2 separate regions of the Homo sapiens genome follow, and region 2 is linked to region 1. The links are chromatin contacts, found by POLR2A ChIA-PET in ENCODE. All regions are on one chromosome and are shown on one strand. Each heading gives the region's core, a stretch centred on a gene start or an enhancer-like site at or near the end of the contact. The rest is flanking DNA. Distances are from core to core; before and after follow the strand shown.

What was found. ChIA-PET counts read pairs that join two places held with the same protein, here RNA polymerase II (POLR2A).
Region 2: POLR2A ChIA-PET joins it to region 1 with 10 read pairs in WTC11. The contact joins the promoter of ZSCAN22 here to the enhancer-like site in region 1. POLR2A ChIA-PET finds 5 or more read pairs at or near these places in 2 of 52 experiments (H1 and WTC11).

The regions. Positions count from the first base shown.
Region 1 is chr19:48,780,506-48,783,205 of GRCh38, reverse strand. No RefSeq gene overlaps it. Among named protein-coding and RNA genes, the nearest start is that of FGF21, 26 kb to the right of the region's middle. RefSeq lists a cis regulatory region at 1,778-2,418. Within about 2 kb of position 1,267, at least 19 of the 41 ENCODE cell types and tissues checked have a DNase peak (open chromatin) inside an H3K27ac peak, as active enhancers do.
Region 2 is chr19:58,325,591-58,328,290 of GRCh38, reverse strand. It overlaps ZSCAN22 (zinc finger and SCAN domain containing 22), which reads right to left and starts at 1,297. Exons shown (of 3, transcript NM_181846.3): 1 at 1,177-1,297. LOC105372480 (a long non-coding RNA gene) reads left to right here and starts at 1,043. Exons shown (of 3, transcript NR_144444.1): 1 at 1,043-1,468. RefSeq lists enhancers at 997-1,326, 670-1,412.

The DNA.
Region 1 (2,700 bases), core at 18-2,517:
CCTGCCTTGGACTCCCAAAGTGCTAGGATTACAGGCGTGAGCCACCACGCCCGGCGTACAGTTTAAATTTATAAACATAAAAGAATTTGGGGGCCAGGCGCGGTGGCTCACGCCTGTAATCCTAGCCCTTTGGGAGAACGAGGCGGGCAGATCGCTTGAGCTCAGAAGCTCGAGACCAGCCTGGGCAACATGGCAAAACCCCATTTCTACAAAAAATTTAAAAATTAGCTGAGCGTGGTAGCGAGTACCTGTAATCCCAGATACTCGGGAGGCTGAGGTGGGGGATCGCTTGAGTCCAGGAGTTCCAGGTTGCAGTGAGCAGAGATCGCGCCACTGCCCTCCATCCTGGGCGACAGAGTCAGACCTTGTTTCAATAAATAAATAAATAAATAAATAAATAAATAAATAAATAAATAAATAAATAAATAAGGTGAGGGGGGTATTTCTGAAATGACGTGGAAGCTCGGATTCTTTTTTCCAGAAGCCTCAGTTCAGAGTCTTTTCCAAGGGCCGGTTGCGGAGTTTGAGGATAGAGCACTAAGAGCACCCAATAGGAATGACTGAAAGCCCATGACGTCACTAGTGGCTGGGCAACAGCTCCAGAGTGCCTCTCGCTGACCTGCTTCGGGAAGTGGCCCCCGGTTCGCGTCACATGCCAGCCCCTGGCCTGCGTCACAGACCAGGATACACACCCAAATCCCAGGGGCCAGGAAATGTGTTCCCCGTGAAACCAAATTTAGCAAAGGAAAGAATGCAACAACTTTTAAACTCATTAAAGGCTCCCTGGCCGGGCGCGGTGGCTCACGCCTGTAATCCCAGCACTTTGGGAGGCCGAGGCGGGAGGATCACAGGGTCAGGAGATCGAGACCATCCTGGCTAACACGGTGAAAGCCCGTCTCTACTAAAAATACAAAAAATTAGCCGGGCGTGGTGGTGGGCGCCTGTAGTCCCCGCTACTCGGGAGGAGGGAGGCTGGGGCAGGAGAATGGCGTGAACCCGAGAGGCGGAGCTTGCAGTGAGTCGAGATCGCGCCACTGCACTCCAGCCTAGGCGACAGAGAGCTGTCTCAAAAAAAAAAAAAAATTGTGTTCCCCTTCCATGGATCTTATCTAGAAAAAAACACCTGTTTTTCTCAGGCTCACACTCAACACTTCTGTGACCAGGTGTGTGGGGTTTTTCCCACGCTGACAAATTCTCCTACCCAAGCTGGGTGTCCCACAATTCAATCCAACTCTGACATTATCTACCTGGAGATAGCATCGGATCCCACAGGTGAAAGGCTCAGTCCCACGAGGCTGCCCCTTGGGAGATGCCAATCACAAGTCCACGTGGTCTCACCCGAGCTTCTGACTTGCTAGTAATGGGGGTTCCCATGACTCCCTCCTTAGGCTCAGAAATTTGCTACAATGCCTCACAGAACTAAGGAAAACACATTTATCAGTTTATCATATAATTAAATAAAACCTGTCAGATAAAGAGGTGCAAAGGGCAACATCTGAACGCCTCCCGAGCACGGGAGCAAAGGATGGGTTTGGGGGAGCTTCCAGGTTGGGCGTCTCCATGGAGTTGGGGTGCTTCCCCGCCCGGAACTGTGGGCAGAGAGCCACCCAGGTGCTGAGGCAAGAGATTGAAGGCACATACTGTTTCAATATAATAAAGAAAATACTTAGAATAAGAAAAGTTATACTAGCAATAGGATATAGAGATGATTATATATGGATATTATCAATTATTAGTTTTAGTATTAATCTCTGTTTTATTATTATAACTGAGGAAAAACCAGGCGATACAGAGTCAGGAGCTGAAGGGACATGGTGAGATGTGACCAGAAGACAAGAGTGAAAGTCCTCCGCCACGCCCAGATAAGGGCTTAAGGACGCCTTGGTCTAGTGGTAGCACCAGTGCCTGGGAAGGCACCCGTTACTTAGCAGACCGGGAAAGGGAGTTTCCCCTTCCTTGGGGGAGTTAGAGAACACTCTGCCTCACCAGCCTCTTGTGGGAGGCCGGACATTAGCCAGGCCTGCCCACAGTCATCCGGAGGCTTAAACATCTCCCTGTGGTACTGTGCTTCAGTGGTCATGATCCTTGTCCACTTTCATGTTCCGCCTGTACACCTGGTTCCTCTTTTAAGTTCCTGGGAGATAGCAGTAGCAGAAATAGTGAAAATATTAAAGTCTTTGATCTCTCTGATAAGTACATAGAAAAAATGCTGACCGTATGCTGTCTTCCCTCTCTGCTTCGTCTACCAAAAAGGGAAAGGCCCCCTGTCACATGGACACGTGACTTGCTTGACCTTATTAATCATTTGAGATGACTCACACTCCTTACCCTGCCCCCTTGCCTTGTATACAATAAATAGCAGCAGTCCAGGCATTCGAGGCCACTAATGGACTCCATGCACTGGTGGTAGTGGCCCCCTGGGCCCAGCTGTCTTTCATACTCTCTCTTAGTTTCATGTCTTTCTTTCTACAATCTCTCATCTCCACACACGAAGAGAAAACCCACAAGGCCCTGTAGGGCTGGACGCTACAAGGAACCTCTCCCACCCCCATACTTTAGGGACTTTTATGGAGACTTCAGCGCATAAGTAGGATAGATTAGTAATTCCAGCTCCAGTTCCCTCTTCTTCCGGAAAGATGTGGAGTGGGATGGGGCTACAGGTTCCATGCTTCTAATATTGACTGAGTCTTGCTGGTGATC
Region 2 (2,700 bases), core at 48-2,547, 9.5 Mb before region 1:
GTCTCCCTGATAAAAATCTCAGTCAATCAGATATTAACACATATTATCTCAGGTACAGTCTGTCAGCCACAGCCTTCAAAATACCCAGACACAGGAAATATCTCAATGTCACCTATAATCAGTCAAATAAACACAGGCCTGGCCAGGCATGGTGGCTCATGCCTATAATCCCAGCACTTTGGGAGGCCTAGGCAGGTGGATCACCTGAGGTCAGGAGTTCCGGGCCAGCCTAACCAACATGGTGAAAGCCCGTCTCTACCAAAAATACAAAAATTAGCCAAGTGTGGTGGCCGGTGCCTGTAATCCCAGCTACTCGGGAGGCTGACGCAGGATAATCGCTTGAACCCGGGAGATGGAGGTTGCAGTGAGCCGAGATTGCGCCACTGCACTCCAGCCTGGGCAACAGAGCAAGACTCCGTCTCAAAAATAAACACAGGCCCTCGCAGCATTTCCATCACACAGTATTATTCTGATCACAGTCATTCATAATCTTAGTCACCATCTCAAGGACACACAAAGAAAATCAGTCACACTTGAAATCCCACCGTCACACGCTCACCCTCTCACAGTATCTCACAACCCACGTAGGAAGTCTCAAACGGCAACCATCTCTGTCAGTCACACACTCCATGGTTAGTGTTACACTCAACCTATCAGAATCACACACTCCAACCCGTCAGATACACACACCCAAGAGGTGTCAGACACAGAACCGCCTATCAGACACATAAACGGGTCCGCCCCACACCCTCCCAGGCCACTGGTCCTACATTTTATCTGTTATCTGTCCGCCCGCTCCACACTTCGTCCGCCCCACACCCGGTCAATCAGTCCATCCGACACACACTCCGTCAGTCCGACACATTCTCCGTCGGTCCGTCCGGCACTCAGTGTGTCATTCCGCACCACATTCGGTCCGTGAGTCTGTCCACACCGGGTCCGTCAGTCCGTGCACACACGGTCCGTCCACGCCTGGTCCGTCAGTCCGTCACATCCTCTGCGCGTGTGTCCGGCACTCGCAGTCCGTCTACTCACGTCCCCTAGTCAGCCTCTCACTCTCTACCCGCTGGGCGGTACCCCGCATCTCGCTCTGGCCGCCCCAGAGGTTCGCGGCTTCTGGACCTGCTGTGCCCCTCTCCAGCCTGGATCAGGACGGAGAACACCCCCGAAACCCACCTCACCAGCACAGCCGGCGGACCCTTCCGGAGGTGGCCGCAGAGACTAGCCAACTTGCGCGCCCGCCGACCCGGACCACAGCTCCCAGCACACCTCAAGGGCCCACGCCCGCCAGGACTACAATTCCCGGCGTCCTCCGGAAGCTCAAGTGTACCCAGGCGCGGTGCCTGCTGGGAATTGTAGTTGACGTTGGTCAGCACGGAGGCCACAGGATCCCAGCCCGGCCTTTGTGGGACTGAGGTGGCGCTGAGTGGGAGAGCAGCAGGCGATGCGCGAAAGGCGGGACTTGGAGGTGAGGGAAATGTGAAGGCTGAGGGTGAGAGTGCCTGTGTGAGGCTGAGGGTGCCTGTGTGAGGGTGAGGGTGAGGGCGGCTGTGTGAGGGCTGAGGGCTGAGGGTGCCTGTGTGAGAGCTGAGGGTGCCTGTGTGAGGCTGAGGGTGCCTGTGTGAGGCTGAGGGTGAGGGCGGCTGTGTGAGGGCTGAGGGTGCCTGTGTGAGAGCTGAGGGTGCCTGTGTGAGGCTGAGGGTGAGGGCGGCTGTGTGAGGCTGAGGGTGGCTTTGGGAGGGCTGAGGGTGTTTGTGTGAGGGGTGAGGGGTAAGGGTGAGGCAAGAAAATCGGGTCTGGAGGCAGGGAACCTAAGGACTTCCTAGAAGTAAATCAAATGGAAACTGCAGCTATGGTAGGAAATATCCTCTCCATTTATGCAGGGCGTACATGGAGTAAATCACTTTGTAACTTTACTTCGTCCTCTTCATTTACATAGGGCATATACCAAGTAACCAATGGAAACCTCTAGAGGGTATTTAAACCCCAGAAAATTCTGTAACCGGGCTCTTGAGCCCCTATGCTCCGGCCTGCTCCCATACAGTGGAGTGTACTTTCATTTTCAATACATCTCTGCTTTTGTTGCTTCATTCTTTTCTTTGTGCATTTTGTCCAATTATTTGTTCAAGATGCCAAGAACCTGGACACCCTCCACCAGTAACAAGGGTACCTGGGTGAGAGGTGAGGGTGCCCATGTTAGGAGTGAGGGGAGAGGGTGCCTGTCTGAGGGCTTGTGGGTGTGAGTGTCTGTGTAAGTACTGAAGGTGCCTTTGTGAGAGGTGAGCGGTGTGGTTGCCTATGTCAGGGTGTGTATTGAGTGTAGCTATGTGTGGCTCTCTGTGAACACATGTAATCATTTTTATAAATGTGTATCATTTTTTACTGAATTTGAGCTGGGCGTCTGTCTGCATGAGTCACTCTGTGACCAGGTTTGTGGGTTGTTCTGTGTGCTTACTCTGCGTGTGTGTGACCTGTGATTTAATCATCATATGTGATAATCATGCAGCTGTGTTTGCCTGCACCAGGTGTAATTGTGTCTGAGACAGATACTTAGAGGTAATGGGGTGGACCTGACACAGTATAAAGGCCCTAGACTGTGTGTGATGTTGTTACGGTGACTGTGAATGGTAGTGTGATTGTGTGATTCAGTCGATGCCTGGACTGTGTGTGAGAATGTATCTTCTCTGTGTGTGTGTGTAT